Linked DNA regions of Homo sapiens: regions 1, 2, 4 and 5 are each linked to region 3. The links are chromatin contacts, found by Hi-C or POLR2A ChIA-PET in ENCODE. All regions are on one chromosome and are shown on one strand. The core of a region is the stretch at or near the end of the contact, and the rest is flanking DNA. Distances in the headings are between cores, read along the strand shown. Region 1 holds the start of COA3 (cytochrome c oxidase assembly factor 3). Region 2 holds the start of RND2 (Rho family GTPase 2). Region 3 holds the start of ETV4 (ETS variant transcription factor 4). Region 4 holds the start of LSM12 (LSM12 homolog). Region 5 holds the start of GRN (granulin precursor).

Region 1 (6,051 bases), core at 2,925-5,424, 750 kb after region 3:
CAGCTCCAGATAGAATTATATTTATCTTGCAATATCATTAGAGGGTGGAAACAAGGGTAAATGTCAGTTCTCAACAAAGAAAGCTCCTACAGACTGAAGACCTTTTAGCATTGATCCGTAGAGAATTACACATTTAGTCAAATAATCATATGTCTTCAGAGAAAACTTAACTTTCTTAGAAAATTTAGTCAAGCTTACACAAGTAACAATCTACTCAACACACATTACACATAGATAGATGTACAAAACCTCATCGTTACAGAGGCTACAGTTTGGCTAGCAATGTCCAATGCAGGACAGAATTAGTTTAAGCAATTCAGCATAATACCCTAGAACATATAATTGTGTCTCTTATTAGTCATTTTATTTGCTGGACTTTAGGCTTTATTTCTTAGTTTTGTTCTTTGTGTATGTGTGCAGTTGTTAAGTTTTGGTTTGGTTTTGCTCTGAATTATCTGAGCATTTGTTTCTGTTTTCCATTTTAATTTGCCAAAAAAACTGAGCTTGGATTAGGTGGAATGGATGAGGGTTACACCTTTCCCTTGCTATTGGCCCCACCTCCTCGATAACAAGCATACTCAGATCTGCTATTAACTAAAAGACCCTCCCCTTTTAACCTCTCTCTTTCCCATCACTGTTGAATTTTTTTTTAAATAAATAAATAAATAAATAATAAATAGACGGGATTGTCCTATGTTGCCCAGGCTGGTCTCAAACTCCTGGGCTCAAGCAATCCTCCCATCTCAGCCTCGCTGTTGAATTACTTGAAAGCCTGGCTTACACACCCACTGCTTCCACTTCATCGTTCACTTCCTAATTTTCTATCTGTTGGCTTCTACCTTTCCTAACTTGCTGAAATGATTCTCAGAGGACAGTAAATATGTCCAAATTGTTAAATATCATGGCTTTTTGCAATCTTTAGTTCTGTTGATATCCCTAAAGCATCTGAAACTTCTGACCATTATCCTTTTCAAAGTCTCCTCTTGGCTGCCAAAAGTCCCTTGGTTCTGTTCCTATCTCCTCCTTTTATTTCCTTCACAAGTCTTCTTACTCCAATTCCCTGAACACAAAGTGTTTTCCCAAGGAACTGTCCTTGACCTGCTTTTCTTTTCTCCTTCTAGGAGCTTATCCTCTGCCACAGTTTCAACAATATCATTGTGAAGATAACTTGAAAACCTTGATCTCCATTTCTGACCTCTCTTCTAACCTACTCTTTGAATAGTCTACAAGAACACTTCTTTTAGATGTTCTGCAAACACCTTAAACTCAGCAGATCCAAAACTAAAGCTATTATACACACACACACACACACACACACACACACATATATTATATATATATATATATATATATATATATATATATATTTTTTTTTTTTTTTTGAGACAAGGTCTCACTCTGTTACCCAGGCTGGAATGCAATGGCGTGATCTTGGCTCACTGCAACCTCTGCCTCCCGGGTTCCAGCCATTCTCCTGCCTCAGCCTCCCAAGTAGCTGGGATTACAGGTACCTGCCACCATGCCTGGCTAATTTTTGTATTTTTAGTAGAGATGGGGTTTCACCATGTTGGCCAGGCTCCAAAGCCATTATTATCTTTCCCAAACAAAAGTCACTTTTCCTCCTGCTTTATTTATGTAGTGTGTCTGTGTTTTTTGTGTTGTTTTTTTTTGTTGTTGTTTTTTTTTTTTTTGGGAGACAGAGTCTTGCTCTGTGGCCTAGGCTGGAGCGCAGTGGCACAATCTTGGCTCACTGCAACCTCCGCCTCCCAGGTTCAAGCCATTCCCCTGCCTCGGCCTCCCGAGTAGCTGGGACTACAGGTGCCTGCCACCATGCCCAGCTAATTTTTGTGTTTTTAATAGAGACAGGGTTTCACTATGTTGGCCAGGCTGGTCTCGAACCCCTGACCTCGTGATCCACCCGCCTCAGCCTCTCAAAGTGTTGGGAATACAGGCGTGAGCCACCGTGCCCGGCCGTGTCTGTGTGTTTCTTTTAATGACCACTATACTTCCAGTCTTCCAGGCTCAACCGTTTAGCATAGTCACGTTTTCCTCCTTCACTTCCTAAATTTATCCACAGCAGAACCCTAGACTTTGCCTCTAGAATGTTTTTAATCCACCCTCCCTTGTTATTCCCTCTGCCCTATCACCTAGCCTACTGACATTGACTCTACCTGTCTGCCTACATCCCATCTCCCTCTGGTTTAATCCATCCTTTACCTCCTTTACATCACTGCCAAAATAATGTTTACTAAGGCAGGGTTACCATCGTATCCCTTATTTTAAAACCTTCACTCCCTTATTTAAAAACCTTCAATGTCTTCTTGGTTTCCTACCAAACCAAGGATAAACTCTTCCCCTTGGCATTCAAACTTCCACATGGAATGTCTCCAAACTACCTTTCCAGTATTAATTTCAACTATTCTTCCACATGCACTGGCCAACATGGACTACACTGTACCCACATGCACCCTAAGCACCCCATTTCCATAGCTTTACTCATGCTACCTCTTTTTGGTAGAAACACTGTCTCCTTCCTCCCCCTTCACCAACCCAATGTCCTCCTTCCTTCAAGGTCTGCCTGAAATGTCCCGATGCCTGGGCCATCCCCTGAATTCTTCCTATTACCCCATCGCTCCTCTCAACCCCCATAAACGCTTGTTTTATTTCTCTCTGACGTCTCTTATCTAACCATAGTACCTAGTCATTGCATATTTGTTCTAATATCTCCCCCAAATTGCACATGGTTTGAAGGCAAGACCTCTATCTCTATTTCATCTTTCTTTTCTCTTTTTTTTTTTTTTTTTTTTTAGACAGAGTCTCGCTCTGTCACCCGTCACTCAGGCTGGAGTGTAGTGGCGCCATCTCAGCTCACTGCAAGCTCCGCCTCCCGGGTTCATGCCATTCTCCTCCCTCAGCCTCCGGAGTAGCTGGGACTACAGGCGCCCGCCACCACACCCGGCTTTTTTTTGTATTTTTAGTAGAGACGGGGTTTCACCATGTTAGCCAGGATGGTCTCGATCTCCTGACCTCGTGATCTGCCCGCCTCAGCCTCCCAAAATGCTGGGATTACAGGCGTGAGCCACCGCGCCCAGCCTTTTTTTTTTTTTTTTTTTTTTTTTTTTTTTGAGACGGAGTTTCATTCTTGTCGTCTAGGCTGAAGTGCAATGGCACGATTTCGGCTCACTGCAACTTCCGCCTCCTGGGTTCAAACAGTTCTCCTGTCTCAACCTCCCGAGTAGCTGGGATTAGAGGTGCGCGCCACCAGTCCTGGCTAATTTTTGTACTTTTAGTAGAGACAGGATTTCACCATGTTGGTCAGGCTGGTCTCGAACTCCTGACCTCAGGTGAACCTCCCACCTCAGCCTCCCAAAGTGCTGGGATTACAGGTGTAAGCCACCATGCCTGGCCCTCTATTTCATCTTTCTAGCCAAGCGGTGCCACTCAAGTATTCCATACATGTCGAAGAAATCAAGGGGAGGGCACTGTTGTGACTTATCCATCACTATATCCCCAGCACCCCACAGAGAGGTGTTAGCAAACATTCTCTGAATGAATAAAATCAACGGAATCTCAAGGTCGGTGCCTGAAAGACACAAGCCCCAGTCTCCCAAGAACCCAGCACCCCGGCCCTGCAGCCGCACCCACGATCTGGGGCTCCCTGAAGCGGCCCAGCCGCCCCGAAGCCTCCCTCACTGCTTGCTCATTCTGCTGGGCCAAGTGAAGCAGGGCGTCTTCAATCGTCTCTGTGGCGACAACTCCAAACTGAAAGTCAACGAGGGAGGCCGATCGTGGCCTCATGGGTCCGTCCATATTCACGAGCCTCTTGGGGCACCTGGACGGGTTCACTGGATCCACATACCGACCCCCTTAGCTCCTCTCCAGTCTTCTGCCACACCCTGGATTCCTCGTCCCCTTCCAATGAGTGTGTCGTCGCCTCAAGTCTGAGGAAAACCCAATTACCACCACAGCCTCGAACCCTCCACAGCTTTTTCCCGCCCCAACGGCCACGGACTCCTCAGCCAATCAGAAAGCACGTCCGCTTCTCACCTCCCGCGTCCATCCCCTGTGCCCGGGAACCGCGGCTCTGCCCCGCAAAGGGCACGCGGACTACAACTCCCAGAGTCCACTGCAGCGGCCAAGGGCTACTGTTCCCAGCGAGGCCCGCGCGGCGGCACCGCGAAGGGAGGAGTGGCAACATGGCGTCTTCGGGAGCTGGTGACCCTCTGGATTCTAAGCGTGGAGAGGCCCCGTTCGCTCAGCGTATCGACCCGACTCGGGAGAAGCTGACACCCGAGCAACTGCATTCCATGCGGCAGGCGGAGCTTGCCCAGTGGCAGAAGGTCCTACCACGGCGGCGAACCCGGAACATCGTGACCGGCCTAGGCATCGGGGCCCTGGTGTTGGCTATTTGTATCCGTCCGTGTTGTAGACTCAAGGGGACCGCATATAGGGGCAGGGGAACAGAGTGTGCAAGAGGGCTGAACCACCCGTTTAATTTTGGGGTAAAATGGGTAGTACTTTCCTTTGTTATTCCTAAGGTACTCTTTTAATTTGATTTATTAATAATAACGGAATTGGGGTTCAGGGTTTAGAAACAGCAGCGGCGGGAAGCCGGAATCACTGATTTGGGAGAGTAACAAGAGTGGTAGAGCAAATCTAGGAAAGGGGAATGTGCATATTCTGTGTGGTTTCCTGAACCTACCTCCCCAGATGGTTACACCTTCTACTCGATTTCCCAGGAGCGTTTCCTAGATGAGCTAGAAGACGAGGCCAAAGCTGCCCGAGCCCGAGCTCTGGCAAGGGCGTCAGGGTCCTAATCTGGATGGGTATTGATCATGTCCAACCTGCTGGAGCCCCTTCACATGGTGGATGATGCCCCATGACCCTGTAGAAATTGAATCCTGCTCACAACATTGTTGGCCTTCTTACTAACCTTGGACCGTGATTGAGCCCAAGAAACCAGGGACTTACGCATTTGGCCAATGTCAAAAGAACAGAACTTTGCCCACTGCACACTTGCTGTGTACAATGACTGAGCCCTTTCTTGTAGTTTGTTTCCTTGTTTGAGAGGTGTGCATGCGACCGTGGCTTTTCCCAAAGTTTCTGACTTTGTGGTTTACCCCCTTCACCTTCCAGGGACGCAGTTGTTACGAGGTTAGACGTGGCAGCTCTGTGCAGTGTTTGAGCCTACAGTGGGATACATAGGGTCAAATTGAGAATAATAAACTGAGTCATTCTCCTGGAGTCAAGTGAGTATGGAGGCTGAGAGGCAGCATATGGCACTTCATGCTGGAAAGCTTCACAAGCAGTAGCTGCAGTGGTGGCATTGCCCCAGGGAGCTGTAAATGTTTAACTAGAATTACTTTTTCCATGAGATCTTTCCACCTGATTTAAGGGAGAGATCACTGGGCAGTTTGAGACTGAACCCACGTCTTAGGGGAAGGAAGGTCACTCTTCTGTCCTCTACCCACAAGAACATACTGTAACTCTACTGCTTTTCCCATCCCCAGAGAGAGGGAGGGAGAGAGAGGTGGATGAAGGGTGAAAGACAAGCAGTCTTCATTCTTTTAACTTTCCCTGGTACCTGCCTATACAGGTCTAGGGTGGGGTCTGGAGGGGATCCTAACTTAGTCAAGTGGATCACTGACCTTGCAGTTTCCTCATTAACTGATGGCAGGAAGCCAGAGGGCTGGGCAGCTTCCACCCCTGCCTCCCATTGTGAAAAGAAAGTCCCTTTTAAATCCTCCCCTGCCTCACCCCACAAGTCTTTGCTCCCCCAATTCCTAAGGCATGGCATATGGATTCACGGCGTTCTTGTTTCCAGCATTTTTATTGGTTGCTGCTAATGTGGTGTGAGCATATCCCCTACACTCTCCCAGCTGGGAGTGGGCCCCTCTAGAAGCATCCAGGCTTGGGTGGGATTGCTTAGTGGTTGACTCTTGGCAGGGGAGGTGCTAGAGATGAAGATGGTAGGCAGCAGAACTAACACCTCCACACAGCAAACAGTTCACATATGTTTGGCTCTTCACTATAATGGAGCTGCACTCTCCA
Region 2 (5,878 bases), core at 1,832-4,331, 520 kb after region 3:
CAGAGGTCACAGACCAGAACAAAGGATGAGCCAGGTAAGGTGTTTTCAAATCAGAGACTGAAGGGGCAGAGGTGACAGGTCTAGGCTGGGATGAGGTCAGACGTCAAGGGTCCCACCTGCTCATGTGTAACAGGGATAAGCCTCTGCTTGGACAGCTCCCTCAGTGTGGCCAGGTCAGTCCGCATGTCCAGTTTACAGCCAACCAGCACAACCTTGGCATTGGGGCAGAACTCTTGAGTCTCTCCTTGCCACTATGTAGGAGAAGAAAAGAGAATTGTGGAGGGGTGGAGGGAGGCACAGCGTGAGCCTTTGTGCCATGCCAGCAGTGTGCCCTCTCTTCCTCAAGCACGCAGAAACCATGTATCCCTCAGGACTCTCCCACATGAGGAAGGAGGTGAGAATGCTAGGCTTGGTTTGAGAGCAGGATGGGGTGAGAGAGAAGCAGCGGGGAGGAGAGGGCTGGCGTGGGCCTGTGGACTCTTCTCCCTCAGTGGCTATGAAGGGTCTGCCAGCCTGGAAACTTCCCATTCCCACTCGCCTTTCCCATACTCTCTCCTGGGAACAAATTTATCCCACCCTCCCCTCCCCCACCTGGGAACTGGGGCTGCCCTAGCTGACTTCTGTCCATTCACCCCTGGCTTTTGTCATGGAAACTGGGGCCTGGAGAGGAGGCCACAGGGCTTTCCTGAGCTCCAGGATCAGGCTTCCCATCCCATCCCCTCCATCTGGGACTCCCACTGCCAAGGAGTTGGAAGAGCAGAGAAGGAATCCTGTGAGTGCTTCTCCCTTCACTCCCCCACCTCCCCTAGCTGCTGTATCCAGCTCTGAGGACTTTCAGGAAAGGGGTGGCTGGGAGGGATGGGGGCTGGAGGCAGGGGTGGCAGGGATGAGAGCTTCACTCGCTAACCAGCTGATGGCCATACCCCAGCCATCACTCCCTCCTCCTGGCCCATGTTATGTCAGGACCATGGTGGTCTGGTCCCCCTCAGTCTAGCTGCCCTATTTCCCCAGGCTCCCACCTTCTTGAGAACACTGTCCAGTGTTTCTGGTCGGCTAATGTCGAAGCAGATGAGCACAGCATCAGAATCAGGATAGGCCAGAGGCCGGACATTATCATAGTAAGAGGAACCTGAAGGAAGACAGGGCATGAGGGGCCTGAGTGGATGGGAGGCCTGGAAGGGAATGGGAGACCTTACAGATCCTGGTCAAGGGATGCTGGGAGCAGAGAATGGAAAAGAGCAACCATTAATACCCATCATTAATACCCATCATGGAGTCTGGGTTTCCCAAGTGGGGGAGCGGGCAGAAGGGAGGTCACATGGTGGGAAACGGCTCTCTGCTTCCCTAGTGGTTTAAAAAGTAATAATTTTTATTCTTGACTGAGGTTTGGACCCCTTTGAGAAGCTCATAAAATCTATAGACATTCTCATAAAATGTTGCATGTGCTTTCTGGGCTTTGGCAGTCTAAAGCCCTGAAGGGAACTCTTGTAAAAATAAAAACCCTCCTTATGTTGGGAGGAGGAAAAGAGCAGTGGCAGGGAGAGCACTCTCCCATTCTCCTGGGACTTGACCTCAGATTTATCTAGTTCAATGGAGAGAAACAGCCTCCTGACCACCCCTCACTCAAGACATTCTAAATGTCTTTTCTGCTTTTTTATTTTTTGAGATGGAGTCTCGCTCTATCGCTCAGGCTGGAGTGCAGCGGCATGATCTCGGCTCACTGCAGCCTCCGCCTCCCAGGTTCCAGCGATTCTCTTGCCTCAGCCTCCTGGTAGCTGAGATTACAGGCACGTGCCACACGCCCGATTAATTTTTGTATTTTTAGTAGAGACGGAGTTTCAACCATGTTGGCCAGGCTGGTCTCAAACTCCTGACCTCAGGTGATCCCCCCACCCCAGCCTCCCAAAGTGCTAGGATTACAGGCGTGAGCCACCGTGCCTGGCCTCTAAATGTCTTTTCTAAACCCAGTCTTATCTCTGAAGGAACATGTTCCAAATTAAAAGCCATTCCTTCCCAACTTTCCCAGGTAGGCAGGACCCAGCTGAGGGGCTCAGATCCTAGGCTTTCTCCTTCAGGACATGGTTTCTGTCAGGCTCTGCAAGTTCTACCTCAGTTTCCCTGGATTTTAGCAGAATATTGATTTTTCCCTTCCTGTTGGAATTGGATGGATGGGCTGGGCTTACCTGGAACCTAAGGGTCTAACCAAGGGAGGGGACAGAGTGGGCCGCCTTGGAAGTCAGGGTGACCCCCAGGGACTTGGCTACCTGAAGTGTCCCACATGTTGAGCTCAATGCGGCGCTTGTCGATCTCAAAGCTCGCAGTGTAGTTCTCAAACACGGTGGGGACATAACTCTGCAGACACGGATGGATCCAGATGAGATCATCTCTCCAAGTCCTCACCCCAGATAAATGCCCTCCTCACTCCCACACCCCGTCCAGCCCAGCCCCTGGACACAAGTTGGTCTGGGATTGGGCAAAGGGGAGATCCCGGGAGCTCCTGCCCCCCCCCCCCCCCCCCCGGAGAATCTCTGCTAAGCTCCCAGACCTCCTCCTGTTCCCTTCTGGTCCCTTCAGCCCCCTAGTTCTTCCCCTCTCCATTGCCCAGGACCTCCGACATTCCCCTCGCCCTCCCTCCCGGATGCTCTGGTTCTCCCAAACCCCATCTATCTCACCCTGCTCCCTAATTCCTCCCACCCCAATCCTCTGCAGTCCTTCCTGAGCCCTCAAGGCCTCCCCGCGTCCTCCGACCCCCTGTCTCTTGTCCCTGGTTACCCGAGTACCCATTCCCATCCGTCGCCAGGGCCCCTGTCACCCACCCCCCAGCAGCCTTAGCGTCCCCCTCCCAAGACGCAGGTCCCTCACCCCGGGATAGGCGTCCTTGGCGAACACCTGCAGCAGCGCCGTCTTGCCGCACTCTGCGTCTCCCACCACCACGATCTTGCAGCGGCCGCTCTGCCCCTCCATGGTCCCGGCTACGCGCCGGTCCCCCACGCCACCCCTCTCCCGGGCCCCGCCGCCGCCTCCCCCGCCCCTGCAACTGCAGCCGCTCGGGCCGCCAACACCGGCATCTCGCGGGCCCGCGCCGAGCCCCCGCCCCGGGTCCGCGGCCCCCCCTCCGCCCCGCCCCCAGCCAGGCGGCCGCGCCCCCCCGGCCCCTCCTCCCACCCCCGCAGCCGGGGGGCGGGGCCCAGAAGATCTGGGCGGAGCCCTGGGAACAGAGGCCTCAGAGCCGGGGTCCAGCCCGCCGGTGTGGTCTGAGGGGCCCCTGCCGGTTTGGGACAGGCCGAACTGGGCTTATTTGACTTTCTCGGATATAAGGGCAGGTCAGAGTTCAAGCGAAGTTCTTAGGGGTAGAATATGAGCGGCACAAGCGCGAAGCTCGGGCCTGCTGTGTACCCACGCGTGCACGCAGGTGTACCAGTGCGGACAAGAGCTGGGGCAGCCATCCACTTCCTGAACACGGCGGGAGAGAGATGCTAAGGGGAAGGAGGGAGCCTCTTTGGTTTTCTCTCCCGCGTCCGCCTATGTCCTGGCAGGGGGTCTTGGGGAAATGGGAGGGTGAACCCCAGCACACCCACCCGGACGGTGGTGACATCATAGCTTTCCGTCCCCATGGCAACGGGCAGCCGGGTCTCCGGTTACATTGACTTAACCGCCGGCCTAGACTAGCAGAGAAGCGTGGACTGAGTTCCTCCAGCCAAGCACTGGGTGGAAAGTTTTGGGGGAGCTGCGTCCTCTGGTGGATGCTTGGGGACAAGGAGATAAGGAAGAGAAAGAACCAACCGCCAGAGTTGCTCTGCTGGAGCCAGAGCTAAACCCAAAAGTCAGGCTTGATTAAGAGTCTGACAATAGGCCGGGCGCGGTGGCTCACGCCTGTAATACCAGCACTTTGGGAGGCCGAGGCGGGCGGATCAAGAGGTCAGGAGATCGAGACTATCATCCTGGCTAACACGGTGAAACCCGCACGGTGGGCGCCTGTAATCCCAGCTACTCAGGAGGCTGAGGCAGGAGAATGGCGTGAACCCGGGAGGCGGAGCTTGCAGTGAGCCGAGATTGCCTCACTGCACTCCAGCTTGTGCAATAGAGTTTCGAAAAAAAAAAAGTGCTTTTTTATATCGAGGCAATTCGAGTCAATAATATATGCTGCAAATAATTCTGTAAAGATAACTAGAAGCTGGGCGCGGTGGCTCACGCCTGTAAACTCAGCACTTTGGGAGGCCAAGGCTTGCTTGCGTGCAGGAGTTTGAGGCCATCCTGGGCAACATTAGCGAGACCCTCTCTCTAGAAAAAAAAATCAAAACTTAGCTAGGTTTGGCCACTCTAGGCACGCTGCCTATGGGGTAGCCCTGCTCTGCAAAGAGCAGTAAAACATAAAGTTAGCCGGGCGTGGTGACACATGCCTGTGGTCCCAGCTATTCAGGAGGCTGAGGTGGGAGGATTGCTTGAAGCCGGGAGTTTGAGGCTGTAGGGAGCTGTGATCGCCCCACCTCGCTCAGCCTGGGTGACAGAGTGAGACCCTGTATCAAAAAAATAAAAATATAAATATAACTAGAGCACGCAGCATCATCACTATGTTACAGAAGGGAAAATGAGGAACAGAACGTTAACACCAAAGTCAGAAAGTTTTAAAGGCTTGGTCTCCATGCTTCTACTTTGCCACTGCAAGACCACAGTGAATTAAGTCTCATCCCTGCCTGGGTTAGATGTCAGAGCCTGAGACACAATGTAGTTGGACTCCAGTCCACAGGTGGCTGACTCCAAATCTGATATGAGTTAACTCCAAATCTGATGTAAGTTCAAGTTTTGGGACTGTTCCTTAACTTTTTTTTTTTTTTTTTGAGACGGAGTCTCGCTCTGTAGCCCAGGCTGGAGTGCAGTGGCGCGATCTCGACTCACTGCAAGCTCTGCCTCCTGGGTTCATGCCATTCTCCTGCCTCAGCCTCCCAGGTAGCTGGGACTACAGGCGCCTGCCACCACGCCTGGCTAATTTTTTGTATTTTTTAGTAGAGACGGGGTTTCACCGTGTTAGCCAGGTGAATCTCCTGACCTCGTAATCTGCCCGCCTCGGCCTCCCAAAGTGCTGGGATTACAGGCGTGAGACACCGCGCCCGGCCTTTTTTTTTTTCGAGATGGAGTCTCCCTCTGTAGCCCAGGCTGGAGTGCAGCGGCATGATCTTGGCTAACTGCAACCTCCGCCTCCTGGGTTCAAGCAATTCTCCAGCCTCCGCCTCCCTAGTAGCTGGGACTATAGGCACCTGCCACCATGCCTGGCTAATTTTTGTAGTTTTAGTAGAGCTGGGGTTTCACCATACTGGTCAGGCTGGTCTCGAATTCCTGACCTCAGGTGATCCACCCACCCGCCTCGGCCTCCCAAAGTGTTGGGATTACAGGCGTGAGCCACGCCGCCCGGCCCTTTTTTTTTTTTTTTTTAACAGGGTCTCACTCTGTTGCCCAGACTGGAGTGTAGTGGCGCGATCTCGGCTCACCTCCGCCTCCCAGGCTCAAGCGATTCCTCTGCCTCAGCCTCCCAAGTAGCTGAGATTACAGGCGCGCGCCACTACCGCCCGGCTAACTTTTTTATTTTTAGTAAAGACGGGGGTTTCACCATGTTGGCCAGGCTGGTCTTGAACTCCTGACCTCAAATGATCCACCAGCCTCGGCCTCCCAAAGTGCTGGGATTACAGGCGTGAGCCACCGCGCCAGGCCTATCCCTTAAAATAGTTTTTAATTTGAATAAGGTTTACTATGAATAAATAAATCACAGTCGGCTTGATCCCAAGAGCACAGACGTTCCTGGTGCCCCTTTTCGTGCTCTCCCAGCTTGCGCCACTATGGCCCTGGCCCTTTAAGGCTGAGCGCGAGGCCCCGCCTCGCCCGG
Region 3 (5,950 bases), core at 49-2,548:
GGTTAGATGAATTTGGGAAGCCACTCCTGCTGGCCTGGCATTTGAACATTCTTTTGTGTTTATCACAAACAGGCAGGATAAAAAATCAGGCTGTCCTCAAAGGAGTGCATAGGCTGGAGACATAGAGAATTGTCTCAGCAAAAAGGCCTTTGAGGATTCATGTCCTTTGTGCCCCCATGGCCACAGCCCAAGCACCCCAGGTCCCCTCAGATGTCTGTCTTGGACATAGCTGCTTGCCTGGAACCCAGCACTGTATCTGACACGATAAATGTTTATTGAAAGAAGTGGTGAATGGATGAGATGACAGAGACTATGACCAGCTTCTTAGCTAAAACTGAAACCCATCCTGCCTCCAGATCATCAGAACCTTTGGGGCTTTTGCTCCTTTTGCTGGCTCTCAGATAAGAGGGAAGATGGCTGAGAGGGAGCTACACTTTCGGAAATCATCTACCCTGGGGCTTCTGGTTTCTGCTGCAATCAGTAGAAAGTGGGTCACAAAACAGCTCTGCAGAGAACAGACCCTTGAGGAAAAGCCTGGATTCTGTGCCAGTTTACATTTATTGATCACCTACTGTGTATCAGTTGTCACATAGCTTAACTCATTTAATCATGGCTTCAGAGGGGTGTACAGGAGAGTGTGAGGGATTTGAGGCTGTAAACCCCAGAGGTGCTGACTAGCTGAGTGACCTCAGGAGAGTTACCATCCCTCTCTGAGTTTCATTTTTAATATCTGTAAGATACAAACGATCCATTTCGCCGGGTTATGGGAACGAAATGAGCACGTGGAAGCGGAGCGCTTCATAAATGCTAGTTATTATTGTTCCTCTGGGCACACAAGCCCGGTCGCCTCCCTCCTGGGCGCACACAGACATGTTCATACTCCCACGTACACGCAGATGCAGAGACGTGTGCAGACGCCAGCCGGAGGAGCACGCGGCGCATCAGACCCAAGACCGTGGCGAGACGGTGAAGAAGCCGCGGGGTCCTCGGCTTCTCTCTTTTTCTCTCGGTTCTTTATGAATGAACTCCAGCCGCGAGTTTTATTTTTTTATGAATGGGAGCCGGAGCACTGAATGAAGCCGGGAGCCAACCCCTACATTCTGATTGGCCCCCGCGGCTGGGAAACTCCGCCCCCCGGCCAGGCCGGACGACTCTCCGGATTGGCGGGCGTGCCCAGCCCTGGGGTTCCATTCACAAAAGTCAATGAAACAAAGGGAAACGGGGGGCGGTGTGGCGGGGCGGGGGGTGGAGAGCTGAGGCCGAGCGAAGGAAATGCACCAATCAGCTGCTCCCCCGGGCTCACAACTGTCTGCTGCGCCCGAAAAACAAGTCGGTGCGCTGGGGACCCGGGGCCGGGGCCGCCTTACTCCGGCCTAGCCCCGCGGCCCTCGGTGCGGGCTCCAGGGCATGCTCGGGACCCCCCGCGGCTCCAGCCCAGACGCCCCGGCCTCAGGTGAGGCTGCGGGAGGGAAAGGGAGGGAGAGTGTCTGTGATTCCCCGCCTCGCCTCCAATGCACACCACACTCACTCTCACCACCCGCCTCCGCAGATTCCAGGGCGGGGGTGGGAGGTGCTGGGATTCAGGGTTGGAGGGGGCGCGGGAGTTGTGGGCATGCGATGGTGTGCGCTTCGCCTGCTCCTCCGCGCGCGCGCGCGTACACACACACACACACACACACACACACACACACACACACACACACGTTCTTATGTAACCGAGCCCGGGTAAAGCAGGGCTGCAGAAAGCAGAAACGGCGAGCCCGGCTCCTGGGAGCAGGTGGGACCTCCTTTGGCCTTTGGCGGGAGGGGAGTGGTGGTGGCGCTCGGCCTGGCAGGCGGAAACCTCGCCATCGCCCCAGTGAGTCGGAGAAGTTTCGCCGTCGGACCCAGAGCCTTGGGACTGCCCCCTCCCCGCCCCCATCGCAGCCCTCCCTGGACGGTGTGCGAACGCAGCCCCCTCCCCCACCAGGTCTCGGCCCCCGCTTGGGGCCCCGGCCGTGCGGCCGGAGGGAGCGGCCGGATGGAGCGGAGGATGAAAGCCGGATACTTGGACCAGCAAGTGCCCTACACCTTCAGCAGCGTGAGCGCCGCGCCGGCCTCCACGCCCGCCCCGCCCCGCACCCAGCCCCTACTCTCACCACAGCCCCCCTCCCCGCAGTCCCAGCGGAGTCCTGGGCTGCCCCGCCCCTGAGTCACCCGAGGACCCCAACCTCGTCCCCCAGACTAAGCGCCTCAGGGTGACTCGCGGGCATTCTCCCCGCTTCTCGCAGAAATCGCCCGGAAATGGGAGCTTGCGCGAAGCGCTGATCGGCCCGCTGGGGAAGCTCATGGACCCGGGCTCCCTGCCGCCCCTCGACTCTGAAGGTAAAGAGCAAGAGAGACAAACCGCGACCCTCCTCCGCCACACACACACACACACACACACACACACACACACACACACGGCCGATTCTGGAACCCCCGCCTGTTTCCCCAAAAAACTCGCCCTCCAAGGGATTTTGGTCATTCTTCTCGGTCCCTACTCCCAAGGCAGGGGAGTCACCGGGTCTTGCTAGGGCCCCTTCTCTCTTACCGTCCCCTCCACCTCACCTCCAATTCCACTATTTACCCCTCAGATCTCTTCCAGGATCTAAGTCACTTCCAGGAGACGTGGCTCGCTGAAGGTGAGTAGTTTTGTGACCTTTTCTATTTTGGGAGGCTGGACAGGGGGACACTCCGTAGCCCCTGGTATTCCACCCTAAGCCCTACACTTCTCCTCTCCCTTCCCTGCCTCAAGGAGTTCTCCAAGGCCCTCTCCCCAGGTCCCTTGCCACTCTACTCACCCCAGCACCCAGCGTGGACACTTATATTGATATTTATTTTCTCTACCCTGAGCCAGGCTTGTGTAACTAGGCTTGAGGATGAATCAGACCATTGTGTGGGGTATTTGCTTATTTGAATGGAACTTGGCCCCAGGCCCATTTTCCTGGTTGAAATTTTCATTTGTAAAGTTTGTTTTGCAGAAGCCGCCAGGCCAAGGTGCATGTTGGGGTGTTGTTGGTGGGGGGTGGGGGGAGAAATTAATTTGTCACTCATCCTCCAGAGTTGCCCAAGCATTGATTCTTATCCCCTGGGTTTCTCTTCTTCCCAACCCCCAGCACCAAACAATTTACTGTCCAAGCCAAAAGAACAACAAAAGTTTAAATAATTCTTTTCGGCAGTCCTTTGGCACAGAGAGCCCAGGGCTCCCTCCCCAAATAGCCTTGATTGTAATTCTAATAGCAAGTGTTCCTCCCTCTTCCATCCCGCTTGAATACCTCTGCCTCCAGGCAAATTCCCCCCTTCCTGTGTGCTGGGGAGTTAGCTGTGAGCTGGCTGGGGTGGGGTCCGTGGCTGGGTCCGTGGCTGGGTCTGATGGGGAAGTGGTGTGTTCAGGAGGTTTCCTGGTTGGATTCTTCAGTGCGTTTTGGTGGGGCCTGAGGGTGTCGCTGGTGGGGCTGCAGGTGGGAGGGAAAATGGTGGTTTAGACAGTCTCTGAGAGGGAAGGGTTAACTACCCCCATCTTAGGGTTTATTTTAACACTATGAAAATGAAGAAGCCAAAACACTAGGAACTCCTTTTTTGAGGTCTTTTTGAGGTATTTTCCTTAGGATCTCCTCATCCCTCCACCCTGGGTATCTAATTTTTTTAAAGCTCAAATCCAACTACCCTGGAACTCTCCATAGAAGCTCGGAGTAAAAAGAAAATGACCCCTGACTAGATCCTTGGAGTGAGACTAGGTCTGTCTTGCCCACTATGATATTCTAAAAATATATATGTTGACAGAATGACTATTTAGCATAGAGCAAGCACTCAAGACATTTTGTGGAAATAATGGCTGAATGGCTGTGTGAGTGCTGGAGGGATCTGGAGGTTCTGAGGGTATTGTGTGCATCATCCCCGACCCTGCAAGTCCTGCATGCCCAGCTCCAATTTACAGGCAGAGCTTTGCCCCGTCTCCCCATCCTTCTTCTGAGGTTCTGGAGCTGGGCTAGAGCTGAAGAATGCAGAGGTGTCAGTTTCCGTGGGCTCTCAAAGACTTCCTTTCCCAGTGCCTGATTTCTCTCTGGCTCACCGGGCTTCATTCCTTGCCTGTCAGCTGAGAGTCCCCACAGTGGGCAGCTCCTAGGGCTGTGAGCTAGGGGTGGGCTGAGGTTGGCATTTTGGCAGCAGCTGGTCCATCTGTGCCTGGGTTTGAGATGGGAGGGGGAGGAAAATGCTCTCATCTCTCTACCTTGGAAGTCCCACCCCTTGGCCAGGGGTCTGGAGAGGGTACAAATGTCTGTCTGTGTCAGTGTCGGTGTGACAGCAAGTGTGTGTGTGAGAGAGAGAGAGAGAGAGAGTGTGTGTGTGTTAGTTACATGCTGCTGCCCTGTACATTTAAATCCAGTGGGTGGGGAGGTGGGGTGGGGATTGCAAGGCGGAGGTGAGGGGGGTGGGCGCTGGGATCTCCTTGGTTCCCTCTCCTTCCTTCTGAGGGAGCAGCTCAGGTTCCCAGCTGGTGATGGATGGCCAGGTCTGAGGGGGGGATGCTGAGGCCGATCGCTCCTTCTCACTTTCTCTGCGGAGACAGATGCAGCTGCCGGGGCCCTGTCCCCCTGCACCATCCCAACACCACCCCAGCCTCCTCTCCTGTCTCTTCCCACCAGGTCAGTGACCCCGGCAACCCATGGGGAGCTTTGGGGTGGCAGGGAGGGACTAGCTTCTTTGGAAACTTGCCAGTGGTGGGACGCATTAGGAGGAAAGGGGACCAGAGCCCAACCTCCCTTTCTCAGTTTGGTTTTTTCCAAAGCCCCAATTTGAAGAGAAGCAGCAGGGGGGTCCTGGTAGTGTGGGTGGGTCTGTGAAGACAGCATTTGGAGGAGGCACAGGTTGGAGCCGGGCAGATACAGGAAGATTCCAGTGTGGTTGCAGGTTCAGTGTCCTGCGTCCGGGCGTTGAAGGGTGAGTGTGAGTGCGGCTTTATGGAGGCAGCTCACATATCCTTGGGGTTGGGTTTTTGTACACAGGGGTGAATGATGTGAGGCTAGGAGGGCGTGTCTGATTTGGGGGTGCCTGGGATCTGTTGAGATGTTGGGGAAAGAATCAGGCTGCTACAGGGAGACCCAGGCTCAGGCAGGCTGAGCCCAATATGTGTCTGGCTATGGTAAAAGATATGCTGGTTTTTTGTCCAAGGTTCCTTTCCAGGCTTGTCAGGAGCCCTGAATCCTTGGGGAAAATGACTTTGTTGTCTATTTGGTAGTAAGGGCCATTGACTCTAGGCCATGACCCCTTTGTGTGAGGCTCAGGTCTGTGGATTCCCAGAAGCCCTATGGATAGGTTGCTGGGATCCTTGATCCCTCTGATACTGTGTGTAAAATTGCTGGAAGTGCACCATACATAAAGGTGTATGGATTTTTTTAGGAAGAGAATGACCCATAGCTTTTATCAGATTCTCAAAGGGATCGATCGATCTGCGCTCCCCTTTTCACAGGAATCACTGCTCCCCAACCCTCCTCCAAGGGCTCCAGTCCCTTTGCCCTTTGGCTGTCCCAATCATATTTGTAGGTCAAAAAAAGACCCCATGTGTGGAGGGCATGCATGGAGGGCACATTTCACCCTGTGCTGTCTTGCTGCTGCAAGAGTGAAGTAAAAGGAATTAGGGTGTGTGCATCCCTGAATATGCGTCCGAGTGCATGTACACTGGTGCCTCGGCATGTCTGTGGGGAGGGATGAGGTTAATCTCCTCCCTAATCTTTCCCAGCTACAATGCCTCCTTCTCCATCTTTCTGTCTCTTCCCCTTCCTGAAGACTCTTGGGGACAAATATGTCCCCTCCACAACTAGTGAACTGGTTCCTTCCAGTACAGAGGCTGCCAGGGTGGGGGCAGGGTAAGGGACAGCGGTGACACAATGGAGCAGAAGCTCTGGAGAATGCCTCTACCCCCTTCACC
Region 4 (6,153 bases), core at 561-3,060, 520 kb before region 3:
GAGAGGCCAGCCGAGGCGGGAAGATTGCTTGAGCCCAGGAGTTTGAGACCAGCCTGGCCAACATGGTGAAACCCCATCTGTACTAAAAGTACAAAAATTAGCCGGGCATGGTGGCTCGTGCCTGTAATTCCAGCTACTCCGGAAGCTGAGGCAGGAGAATCGCTTGAACCTGGGAGGTGCGGGTTGCAGTGAGCCAAGATGGCGCCACTGCACTCCAGTCTGGGTGACAGAGCGAGGCTCTATCTCAAAAAAAAAAAAAAAAAAGTTCTCTGAAAAAGCACACTATGAAGGAGCAGAATTTTTATTCCTATTATAATGAGTGTATCAATACTTCCAACACCAGGAAGTTTATGTTTCTTGGAGGGCAAGGAAATACTTTTGAACTTTGTTCAGGTTAAGCCGCGCCAAGACTGGCCCTTTGCTTCCCTCTGGACTAGAGAAAGGTCAACCTGTTTCTTATACATGAAGCGAGGATCCAAAATTTCTATAGTGAGCGGTGGGTGGGTTAGCGACAGCCATTGGTGGTAGTAGGGCTTGAAAATGCACGCTCATAGTCCTTTGCATAAGATTAAGAAAACGACTGTTTTGTACATCAGACGGACATTCAAGGGCAGGGGCGCAAAACCCCTCCTCCAAGCCCCTTTTTGTCACTATCCGCTGCTCCTCATTCCTGCCTTTTGCCTGGCTTTCTGGGAGAGAGGGCAAAAAGGGAGAAGGGGAAGTGTCTTGACTTCTAAGAGTGATGGGTGACTAAGGGGGAACTACCATTTATTAAAGACCTAGTACATGCCATGCACTTATACCCGTTACCGCATTTAAACCTCCTAACTATGAGGTAGGTATTATTATGTAACAGAGTATAGCAGTAAATAGCACCGTCCTTGGAAATAGGCAGACTGTTTTTGCTAGTTGTGGAACCGTGGACAAGTTTAGTCTAAAACTTAGTTTATGTAAAAGGAGGACATTGATTCCTACCTCAAAGGGCTGTTAGATGCTCAAGAAGTGACAATACAAATGCCTATGAAGAAACAGGATCAGGTAATTTGCTTGCTCAAGGTCAGGTGATTTAGTAAGAGGCTGACCTCGGATTCTGGTTCCAGCTTATCTAACTCCACAGCCAATGTTCTTTCCACTATCACTCAGTAGTTATAATCATCTTTTTTTGTTTGTTTGTTTGTTTTGAGACAGAGTCTCGCTCTGTTGCCCAGGCTAGAGTGCAGTGGCACAATCTTGGCTCAGTGCAACCTCCGCCTTCCAGGTTCAAGAGATCCTCCAGCCTCAGTCCCCCTAGTAGCTGGGATTACAGGCACGCGCCACCGTACCCGGCTAATTTTTGTATTTTTAGTAGAGACGGGGTTTCACCATGTTGGCCAGGCTGGTCTCGAACCCCTGACCTCAGGTGATCCACCCGCCTCGGCCTCCCAAAGTGCTGGGATTACAGGCGTGAGCCACCGCTCCCAGCCTTATAATCATCTTGTCCAAGTATCGTTAAGTCCTCTGAGGCTCTGATTCCTCATATGCAAAATGGGGTTAACATATTTTATAAAATTCATTCATTAAACTCTTGTGTGGAAGGTGTGCATATAATGGAGACTGCAGCTCCCTCCTCTTTCCCCTTTTCATTCCACGTAGGTCATTTATCCTTAACTTCTAAAATGGACTCTACAAGCACTTAACCGAGCGGACGCAGCTATACAAATACTTTTCAGATTCCCCTTTATTTCCTCTTCTTTCCCACTCCACCTAGGATCCCGCCCCAACCAGCGCCAGGCCACGCCCCGGCGTGTGACGCAAGCACGCTCCGTGCGCGCCGTCGCGTCGCGGCGCTCACTGGGGGCCCGGCTTTCGCCCGCTGCTGCCGCCGCCGCCGCCGGCCGCGGCTGCACTCCCAAGATGGCGGCTCCTCCGGGCGAGTACTTCAGCGTTGGGAGCCAGGTGTCGTGCCGGACGTGCCAGGAGCAGCGGCTGCAGGGCGAGGTGGTAGCCTTTGACTACCAATCCAAAATGCTGGCTTTAAGTATCCTTCCCTGCGTGAAGCCCGAGTCCGGGCCGGCGTGTAGGTGCGGTGGTCGGGGGGTGGGGGACGACGGCGGCGGCTGGGGCTCTCTCCGGGCCTAGGGGCGACCGGCTACCGCGGCGCCCGGGGCGCATGCGCACGGCCCTGAGCTCCCCTCCCCCTCCCGCGGGCCCTTCGGTCAGCTTTGGGGATCCTGTCTCTCTCTCTTTGCGGGAGCTGGGGCTTTACCGAGGATCAGTGGGTGGAGGAGGGCTTGACACGGGGATGGCTTTTTGGGGGGAACGTTATGAGAGGGGACACAGTAATTAGGAGAGGGGGTGGTGGTGGGAGGGGGCTGATGGATTGGAGCCCGGATGGAAAGGAGGGGCGGGTGAAATATTATGGGGAGGGGTGTTTAGGGTAAGGAACTGCTGGTAGGGCAAAGGTATGGAATTTAGGAGGGCATGTGCACTGATGGGATTTCGTCCAAGGAAGGGCGGTGGGATGGTGACCAAATTGGTCCTTGCCTGTTTTGGGGGAGAGTAAGTTCAGGGCAGAGTTTGTATCTGAGCTAGGGATAGTGGCTTGTTTCGCTGATGCGTGTGTATGTGTGGTGGGGGGGCTGTGCTGATTTTTAGGCTTCTCGGTCATTTGGAAGTTGCTGTTTAGGGGATGTTTGCACTGGAAACCTGTTCCAGAGAGGGCTTGCCAGGGGCTTATGTGGTTTGGGGATGTGTGAGTTACAGGTGAAAGAGTGAAGTTCTCATGCTGCCTTGATCAGTCCAGCACATGGAGTCCTTTTACGTAGTAGCAGCCTCCCTTTTGAAAGTAGCAATGTTAAACTGATTGGAAAAGGTGGCCTGCTTCTTTGGGGTGGAAGTGACTTCTGAATTACTCCAGGAAACTCAGTCTTGGAAATGAAACACTTCCTTGTTGGGATAAATGTGCCACGGCTTCCCTTTTTATGTGAGCCACAGGTGGGTTTATTGGAATTTTTTTTTGGAGGAGTAATTTTTTATGGCATCTTTTTTTTTTTTTTTTTTTTAAGATGGAGTCTCGCTCTGTCGCTAGGATGGAGTGCGGTGGCGCAATCTCGGCTCACTGCAACCTCCGACTCCCTGGTTCGAGCGATTCTCCTGCCTCAGCCTCCGGAGTAGCTGGGATTACGGGCACGCGCCACCACGCCCAGCTAATTTTTGTATATGTTTTTTTTTAACAGAGATGGGGTATCACCATGTTGGCCAGGATGGTCTCGAACTTCTGACCTCGTGATCCGCTGGCTTCAGCCTCCCAAAGTGCTGGGATTACAGGCCTGAGCCACCGCCCGGCTTTTTTTTTTGTTGTGTTTTTTGAGACGGAGTTTCACTCTTATTGCCCAGGCTGGAGTGCAATGGCGTGATTTCGGCTTACTGCAACTTCCGTCTCCCGGATTCAAGCGATTCTTCTGCCTCAGCCTCCCGAGTAGCTGGGATTGCAGGCATACGCCACCGTGCCCGGCTAATTTTTTGTATTTTTAGTAGAGACGGGGTTTCACCGTGTTAGCCAAGATGGTCTCGATCTCCTGACCTCGTGATCCACCCGCCTCGGCCTCCCAGAGTGCTGGGATTACCAGCGTGAGCCACCGCGCGGCCTAAGAATAGTTGCTTTTTTAAAAAAATAAGAGGTTACACCTGGAAGAAATAAGACCTTTTACATTAGTGGTTTAGTTGGAAGGGTCTTGTAACTAGGAATTACTTTTTTTTTTTTTTTTTTGAGACGGAGTCTCGCTCTGTCACCTAGGCTGGAGTGCAGTGGCACCATCTCGGCTCACTGCAACCTCCGCCTCCCGTGTTCAAGTGATTCTCCTGCCTCAGGCTCCAGAGTAGCTGGGATTACAGGCATGTGCCACCACACCCGGCTAATTTTTTTTTTTTTGGTAGTGACGGGGTTTTGCCACTTTGGCCAGGCTGGTCTTGAACTCCTGACCTCAAGTAATCTGCCCGCCTCAGCCTCCCAAAGTGTTGAGATTACAGGCGTGAGCCATCACGTGAGCCTGGCTGAATTACTCAACTTTTACTTGACATACAGTAGGCTCTTAAATGGTTGGAGAATGAGTTTGTGAATGAATGAATGGATTAACTGGCTGGGTCACCTTGGGTGAATTTCCTTTCCAGTGTGTAGTTTTCTCCTCTGCAAAATGGGAAAGCTCACATCTGAAAGAGTAAAAAGAATACTGTGCAGACACAGAGAGTATTATACGAAGAACAGAAAGGTCTAGCTCTTTTGTCTGGCTCATAGGTTCAAGACAAACGCATTAAATCTGCATTATGCCTCTCCATAAAGCCAGTAGAGAGAAAGTGACAGAACTCCTTTGGAAGCTTCCAAGGATTTGGGCAGGAGGAAGGTGACAGGCAGAGATTTCCTGAGGAGAACCGTGATTCTTATAAGGCCCTCATGCTCCTGGCCTGCCTTTTACAAGCCTTGTGTGAATCGTGTTTTCTATGCCCCTTTTGGGATGTGTCAGTGCCTCTGCTTGTCCTATTTTTCCTTAACTTTTTTTTTTCTCACCAGAATGTCCCTCTTCCAGTGGAAAGCCCAACCATGCAGACATCTTGCTCATAAACTTACAGTATGTTTCAGAAGTGGAAATAATTAATGACCGAACAGAAACCCCTCCTCCCCTAGCTTCACTCAATGTTAGTAAGGTAAGGACTCAAGGGCAGATCTGGCTCTCTAAAATGGTGGGAAAGATGAGTCTCATTGAGTCTTAGTGATACATTGTTGTCTATTTTTTATTTTTTAAAATTGACTTAAAATTGTTTGTTCTGATATCTTTTTAAAAAATGTAGGTTTAGTTTTTCTCTTTATTCCTGGATGTTATCAGTAGATCTTAAGAAGTAGCTTAACTCCCAAATAAGTTGAGAGCTTGCTTCTGCCTTTATGAAAGAGGACTTTTTAAATCTTGGAGTTCATGATGAACTAATAGTGCTGCTGGGGTTTGGGTGGTGGCGTTACCTATGAATGTCTTCAAATTGTGTATATGTGGATGTGTGCATACGTGAATATATGCATTTTCTGCTTGAAGATCTAAAGTGTTTTTCAGATTCTCGGAGGGTTTCATGACTTAGAAAAGTTTGAAAGCCACTGTCTTAAAGGTTCTTTTTTGTCTTTATGTTTGAATTTTGAGTTCTAACAGTTACATGCTTAGCATATTTTAATCTTGCACATAAAAGTTGATCTCTGGGAACCCCCAAGTCACTTTTGTGTGTGTATGTGTGAGACAGGGTCTTGCTTTGTTGCCCAGGTTGAACTTGAACGCCTGGGCTCAAGTGACCCTCCTGCCTCGGCCTTCTGAGTAGCTGGGATTACATGCATGCGTCACCATGCCTGCCCAAGTCTTTCTTTTTATTGGAGCCACTGCGCCCGGCGTTTTTTTTGAGACAGAGTCTCTCTGTGTCGCCCAGGCTGGAGTGCAGTGACGCGATCTCGGCTCACTGTAACCTCCGCCTCCCAGGTTAAGTGATTCTCGTGCCTCAGCCTCTGGAGTAGTTGGGACTACAGGTGTGTGCCACGACGCCTGGCCAAATTTTTTTTTTTTTTGGAGACAGGCACACACTGTCACACCCGGCTAATTTGTTTTATTTTAGTAGAGACGGGGTTTCATTCTGTTGCCCAGGCTGGTCTTGAACTCCTGAGCTCAGGCAGTCTGCTTGCCTCGGCCTCCCAAAGTGGTAAGATTATAGGTGTGAGCCACTGCTCCTGGCTCAATTTTTGTATTATTAGTAGAGATGGGGTTTCACCATGCTGGCCAGGCTGATCTTGAACTTCTGACCTCAAGTGATCTGCCTGCCTCAGCCTCCCAAAGTGCTGGGATTACAGGTGTCAGCCACCATGCCCGGCCCTAAGTCACTTTTTTGACAATTCCGTTTATTTAGTCAAAATTGAAGTTGATCATAATAATGCCTCAAGCCCTGTCATAGCCTGTGCTGTCCCCTGTACTTGGAACATTTTTCCTTCCAGAATGACTGGAGCCTTACCACCCATCAGCACTCAGTTAAATGGCACGTCTTCCAAGAAGTCTTCTCTGATCACCCAGGCTGAAGTAATTTGCCTGCATTATTCTCTCTCATAGTACCTTGTCCTTCACAGTTAAGGTGACCATATCATTTGTAGTCCAA
Region 5 (5,798 bases), core at 1,227-3,726, 800 kb before region 3:
GTTTCACCATATTGGTCAGGCTGGTCTTGAACTCCTGACCTCAGCTGATCCACCCACCTCAGCCTCCCTAAGTGCTGGGATTACAGGCTTGAACCACCACACCCAGCCACACCTTTATTTTAAAGGAGGAAACTGAAGCTTAGAGATGTTAAGTACAGTCAGCCCTCCATATCCAACCAGGGATCAAAATATATTGGGCGCGGTGGCTAACGCCTGTAATCCCAGCACTTTGGGAGGCCCAGGTGGGCGGATCCCAAGGTCAGGAGTTCAAGACCAGCCTGACCAACGTGGTAAAACCCCATCTCTATTAAAAATACAAAAATTAGCCATGCGTGGTAGCGCACACCTGCAATCCCAGCTACTCAAGAGGCTGAGGCAGGAGAATCGCTTGAGCCCAGGAGGTGGAGGTTGCAGTGAGCAGAGATCACGCCAACATACTCCAGCCTGGGTGACAGAGTGAGACTGAGATTCTGTCTCAAAAAACAAAACAAAAAAACCCCTGAAAATGTTACATCGTTGCTGAGTTATACAATGTAGTTAGGCTTACGATGGGTGCATCTATACTGAACATCTACAGATAGTTCTTTCTTATTATTCCCTAAACAATTCAGGATCACAACTATTTACATGGCATTTCTTTTTCTTTTTCTCTTTTTTTTTTGAGATGGAGTCCTGCTCTGTCACCCAGGCTGTAGTACAGTGGCGCGATCTCAGCTTACTGCGAACTCCGCCTCCCAGGTTCAAGCAATTCTCCTGCCTCAGCCTCCCAAGTAGGTGGGATTATAGGTGTGCGCTACCACACCTGGCTAATTTTTGTATTTTTAGTAGAGATGGGGGTTTCACCATGTTGGTCAGGCTGGTCTCAAACTCCAGACCTCAGGTGATCCACCTGCCACGGCCTCCCAAAGTGGTGGGATTACAGGCATGAGCCACCACGCCCAGCCGACATGTCATTTCCATTGTATTAGGTATAAGTAATCTAGAAATGATTTAAAGTATGTATAGGTTATATGCAAATATTACACCATTTTATCTCAGGGGCTTGAGCACCCACAGATTTTGGGGTCCTGGAACCAGTTCCGTGAAGATACCAAGGGACACCTATAACACGTCACACATCAGGTCATGGTGACGTCAGGCTTTGATGGCCCCAGAGCGTATTGGACCTGGGTTCATATCACTAGTGGCACGATGGGCAGTGCCTGGGAATGGTGCAACAGGTACAACAGAAACAGGGTACAGGGACTGCCTGAAAATCGCACTTGGGTCCTAATCCTAGAATTGCCAACTGTGAGGGCCTGAGAAGTTGCTCTCTGTCTGTGCCTCAGTTACCCCACGAGTCTAGGTGTGGATACCACTGCGGGGGGAGGGGCAGGAAATCTCACCCACCCAGTCACTCACATCCTCTCTGCTCCACCTGGCTTTCCTCAAGTGCCCCTCCCCTAACTCAGCATCCCCAAGAGGCCACCTCCTGGACAGATAAGGATGAAGTTCACTGGTCCTGGACAGTGGACCCTCTCCTCAGCCCCACAGCTCCCAGGCAAAGCACCTGCAGCTGGCACCGCCTGCTTCCTGGGTGTTCTCAGCAGGCTGTCCGCTGCCATGGCTTGCTGGGAAGGGGAGTCTGTCTGCACAGGAGTGTTCGGCTCCCTGGTGAATTACCTGTGCATGTGGCCCCTCCTGTTTACCCTAAATTGAGGGAGTATAGTGTATGCTTCTACTGAATACAAGCACTCGCATACAGAAACAGGGATGAGGAGGCGAGTCGCAGTCTCTCATGCCACCCTACACCGCCAAAACAGCCAGAGGGGACAGCAGCCTCTTCAAGACCCTAGCTCCGTTATCTTCCACTAGGTGGCACCCCCCAACTCCGAGTGCCAAGGGGAGAGGAAATTCCCAAAAGGGGAGCCAACCTAGCTGCAAATGAGCAGGAAAAAGTGGCTGGGAGAGGCGGAAGCTAGCTCGTCCCACCCGCAACAAGAGGAAGTAAGGAGGAGCCAGACCAGGTTCAGTCACCACTCCCAAGTCCCTACTACCTTCGAGAAGCCAAGGTCTCAGGTCTCGTTCCCAGGCCCTCGGAGCTCCCAGCCCAGGGTCGCGCGCCCCTCCGGCTCCAGGCCGCCGCGGGAACCACCCACCACCACCAGGAGAGGGGAAGAAGCCAGCACCTACCGACAGGGGTGGAGCTGGGTCAAGAATGGTGTGGTCCCTGCTTTGGGGGAATGCTGGGGAGGTAGAAAGCCCCTTCTAACGGGGCGTCACTGCAATTACTGCTTCCTCTTTCCCATAAAACTCCCCCTAGTGTATCAGAACCCCCAAGGAGTTTCAGTAAGCGGTTCTTCTGTTGTCTCCGGCTGAGACTCCAGGGGAACCTCAAGCTCACATGGCCCTGGCGGGCCCCTGGGCAGGAGCAGGCGAGAGGTCTGCGCGGCCGCTCTCCTACCTGCGTCCGACTCCGCGGTCCTTGGGCAGCAGCAACCGGGTAGCGCTCAGACTACAGACCCCAGCGCGATGACCCGCCTACCTCAGTTTCCATTGGCCAGGGATCAGGGCTACCCGCTCCCATTGGCTACTTATCAATATAGAGGTGGGGCCAGCCTGGAATGCTGTGTTTCTTTTCTACTCAAATCACTCTCCTCCCTGCTTCCTCTCGCCCCACACCCCATTTCTAGGGATCATGTGATTGGAGAATCATGTGACGTCGGGACAGCCTCAGCAGGGCAGCTGGTGCTCGTCGCCTTCCTTAACCCATCCTGCAGGCGCCTGGGGGAGTTTGCTAGAGATGATAGCGCGTGTCTGGGGCATTGACAGTGCGAGGGAGTGTTATGAATTGGGAATATTTGTGCTCGCCTTTCTATCCTTTTGTTTGTTTGTTCTGAGACGGAGTCTCACTCTGTCGCCAGGCTGGAGTGCAGTGGCACGATCTCGGCTCACTGCAACCTCTGCCTCCCGGGTTCAAGCGATTCTCCTGCCTCAGCCTCCCGAGTAGCTGGGACTACAGGCGCGCACCACCACGCCCAGCTAATTTTTGTATTTTTAGTAGAGACGGGGTTTCACCATGTTGGCCAGGATGGTCTCGATTTCTTGACCTCGTGATCCGCCCACCTCGGCCTCCCAAAGTGCTAAGATTACAGGCATGAGCCACCGCGCCCGGACTTGTGTGTTTGTTTTAGAGACAGGGTCTCGCTCAGTCGCCCAAGCTGATCATAGCTCACTGCGGCCTGCAACTCCTGCTCCCAAAGCGATTCTCCTACCGCAGCCCCCCAAGGCGCTGGGATTACAAATGTGAGCTACTGAGCTGGCTCGCTCCTATCCTATCCTGCCCTGTCTTGTCCTGTCCTGTCCTGCCCTATTCTGCCCTATTCTCCAAACTCGGTTGACATGCTAGGCAGGCCCCAGAGTGAGTTGAAGGATGGTTTCCAGGACAAAGATAAACAGCCCCAAAGCCCTTTCCTCAAGGTGCTCAGCAGGACAGGGAGCAGGGATTGGTGGGAGACAGTCTCAGGCTGAATCTAATTTAAGATACAAGGTTGTGCGCCAGTTGCCAGGTGTAGGGAGAGGAAGTAGATTGTCTCCAGGTGGGGAAGAAGAGATTTCATTCCACCTTAGGAGCATCTCCTTGAGCTGAGTCTGGGAAGATTTTAACTGGCAGGTGGAGGAGGAGGTGTTGGGAAGAGCCCTGGGAAACCAGATGGGAAGGGCAGGCTTGGCAGGGATTGAATGCCATGTTCAATGCCAGTGGGCTTCAGGAGCTGCTGGGTGCCTGGCACGGGCTGGGCTGTGGTGGGGGCTGTCGAAAGAGAAGTGGCTTCCTAGTCTCCAGATCGGCCCTGCCTTCGAGGAATTGATATGGGAGGGTGAGGAGAGAAAATGTACCACAGAACAGATTAGCCAGTGACAAGAGTCAGCCTGCTTGGTGCCAAAGGGCCTGGGCCAGGCAGAGATGGATGATGGGAGATGGGCCAGGAGAGAGGAGAGGCCCAGGGAAAGCCTGATACTGGGCCGTGGAGGAACGGCAGTGTCTGCACAGGGGATGGAGACTGCTGCAGCCTGAGCAAGGAACTGGAGCTGAGGATGAGGCAGGGGCAGGGGGATGGCTAACCAAGCTCGAGGCAGCAGAAGTCGGAGGAGGGAAAGGGTGCCAACCGAGCTGTGGAGTCGTGTGGCAGGGGTTCTAAGCCTGGAGCTAGAGCAGACCCAGACAGCGGATAAGACACCTGGCCTGCTGAGGACCTAGTACTAGTCTGTGCCCTGGTGACACATTTGTGCTTATTTTCCTTCCTGTGTATCTTGAGACTAGGGAGTATAGTTTATGCTTCTATTGAAACACACACACACATGAAACTTTCATGAAATGTTAGGTGAATCGATCAATAACCTACTAATTACAACCACCCAGAACCAGAAAAAAATACAGGTAGAAGAAAAAAAACCTAAACAGACTGAAACAAATATCACAAAGTCTAATCGTCAAAGCCGTGATTCTTGAGCAGCGGCAATTTTGCCGGCCAGGGACATTTAGGAGTGTCTGGAGACAATCTGGGTTGTCACAACTCAGGGTGGAGGGACACTGGCATCTGGTAGGTAAGGGCCAGCAATCCCACTAAACATCACACGACACACAGAACAATCCCCCACAACAAAGAAGTATCCTGCCCAAAAGGTCAATAGTGCTGAGACTCAACAACCTACTTCACAAATGTTTCTCTCTCTCTCTCTCGCTCTTTTTTTTTTTTTTTTTAACATCAGAAGGGTAAGGTGCCACGATAACGAGGTCTGTAATTCCCTACTCAGGAGGCCGAGGCAGGAGAATCGCTTGAACCCGGGATGCAGAGGTTGCAGTAAACCGAGATCGTGCCACTGCATTCCAGCCTGGACAACAGAGCGAGACTCCATCCACCCCCGCCAACACAAAAAAATTAAAGTGTACAACTCAATGGTTTTTAGTGTCTTAAGAGAGTTATGCAGCATCATTACAATCAGTTTAAGACCATTTTTATCACCACAGAAGGCAGCCTTATGTCCTTTAGCAGTCACCCTCCCTAACCCTAGGCAACCACTGATCTACTTTCTACCTCTATAGATTTGGATATTCCATATAAATGAAATTTTATAATATGTGATCTGCAACTGGCTTCTTTCACTTAGCATAATGTTTTCAAAGCTTATCACATAGCAGGTATCAGTATCTCATTTCTTTTTTGTTTGTTTCTTTTCATTTGTTTGAGACAGAGTCTCACTCCAACACTCAAGCTGGAGTGCAGTGGCACGATCTTGGCTCACTGCAACCTCTGCCTCCTGGGTTCAAGCAATTCTCCTGTCTCAGCCTCCCGGATAGCTGGGATTACAAGCATGTGCCATGATGCCCAGCTAATTTTTGTATTTTAGTAGAGACAGGGTTCCGCCATGTTGACCAGGCTGGTCTCGAACTCCTGACCTCAAGTGATCCACCCACCTCAATCTCCCAGACTGCTGGGATTACAGGCGTGAGCCACCACGCGTGGCCCATTTTTGTTTGTTTCTTTGTTTTTGAGACAGAGCCTTCCTCTGCCGCCCAAGCTGGATTACAGTGGTGCCACCTTGTACTGCAGCCTCAGACCCTCCCACCTCAGCCTCCTGAGTAGCTGGGAATACAGACACATGCCACCACTCCCAGCTATATTTTGTATTTTTTTGTCTTAATATGTTGCCTAGTCTGGTCTCAAGCTCCTGGCCTCAAGTGATCCTGCTGCCTCAGCCTCCCAAAATGCTGAGATTACAGATTACAGGCTTGAGCCACTGTGCCTATCTTCATCATC

Evidence for each region. A loop is a pair of places that touch in the nucleus more often than their neighbours do. ChIA-PET counts read pairs that join two places held with the same protein, here RNA polymerase II (POLR2A). Pooled maps may share reads with other maps.
Region 1: a loop to region 3 is called in a pooled map, with 4 times the contacts of the local background. The contact joins the promoter of COA3 here to the promoter of ETV4 in region 3. A Hi-C loop is called at or near these places in 1 of 50 pooled maps. POLR2A ChIA-PET finds 5 or more read pairs at or near these places in 2 of 52 experiments (K562 and PC-9).
Region 2: a loop to region 3 is called in a pooled map, with 5 times the contacts of the local background. The contact joins the promoter of RND2 here to the promoter of ETV4 in region 3. A Hi-C loop is called at or near these places in 1 of 168 maps with a recorded cell type or tissue (breast epithelium) and 3 of 50 pooled maps. POLR2A ChIA-PET finds 5 or more read pairs at or near these places in 3 of 52 experiments (B cell, HEK293 and WTC11).
Region 4: a loop to region 3 is called in a pooled map, with 6 times the contacts of the local background. The contact joins the promoter of LSM12 here to the promoter of ETV4 in region 3. A Hi-C loop is called at or near these places in 1 of 37 single-sample maps with no recorded cell type and 7 of 50 pooled maps. POLR2A ChIA-PET finds 5 or more read pairs at or near these places in 1 of 52 experiments (Caco-2).
Region 5: a pooled map shows a loop between it and region 3 (3-fold over the local background). The contact joins the promoter of GRN here to the promoter of ETV4 in region 3. A Hi-C loop is called at or near these places in 1 of 50 pooled maps. POLR2A ChIA-PET finds 5 or more read pairs at or near these places in 2 of 52 experiments (H1 and WTC11).

Annotation. Positions count from the first base shown.
Region 1 is chr17:42,796,827-42,802,877 of GRCh38, reverse strand. It overlaps COA3 (cytochrome c oxidase assembly factor 3), which reads left to right and starts at 4,174. Exons shown (of 2, transcript NM_001040431.3): 1 at 4,174-4,410; 2 at 4,711-5,253. The coding sequence starts at 4,197. The coding sequence ends at 4,817. It overlaps CNTD1 (cyclin N-terminal domain containing 1), which reads right to left and starts at 4,017. Exons shown (of 7, transcript NM_173478.3): 1 at 3,642-4,017. The coding sequence starts at 3,810. WNK4 (WNK lysine deficient protein kinase 4) reads right to left here. Exons shown (of 19, transcript NM_032387.5): 19 at 5,812-6,051. RefSeq lists enhancers at 4,162-4,211, 4,232-4,281, 4,422-4,491.
Region 2 is chr17:43,022,434-43,028,311 of GRCh38, reverse strand. RND2 (Rho family GTPase 2) reads right to left here and starts at 3,081. Exons shown (of 5, transcript NM_005440.5): 1 at 2,863-3,081; 2 at 2,265-2,352; 3 at 1,020-1,129; 4 at 117-251. The coding sequence starts at 2,964. RefSeq lists a silencer at 3,118-3,257.
Region 3 is chr17:43,541,688-43,547,637 of GRCh38, reverse strand. It overlaps ETV4 (ETS variant transcription factor 4), which reads left to right and starts at 1,298. Exons shown (of 13, transcript NM_001079675.5): 1 at 1,298-1,453; 2 at 1,970-2,080; 3 at 2,271-2,364; 4 at 2,616-2,663. The coding sequence starts at 2,021. It also overlaps a transcript of DHX8 not described here. RefSeq lists enhancers at 873-1,032, 1,154-1,931, 1,932-2,709 and silencers at 1,123-1,172, 1,193-1,332, 1,383-1,502, 1,953-2,002, 2,043-2,102.
Region 4 is chr17:44,062,328-44,068,480 of GRCh38, reverse strand. LSM12 (LSM12 homolog) reads left to right here and starts at 1,810. Exons shown (of 5, transcript NM_001371445.1): 1 at 1,810-2,017; 2 at 4,547-4,680. The coding sequence starts at 1,894. RefSeq lists silencers at 1,728-1,847, 2,138-2,277.
Region 5 is chr17:44,341,980-44,347,777 of GRCh38, reverse strand. GRN (granulin precursor) reads right to left here and starts at 2,476. Exons shown (of 13, transcript NM_002087.4): 1 at 2,444-2,476. RefSeq lists enhancers at 2,204-2,353, 3,505-4,430.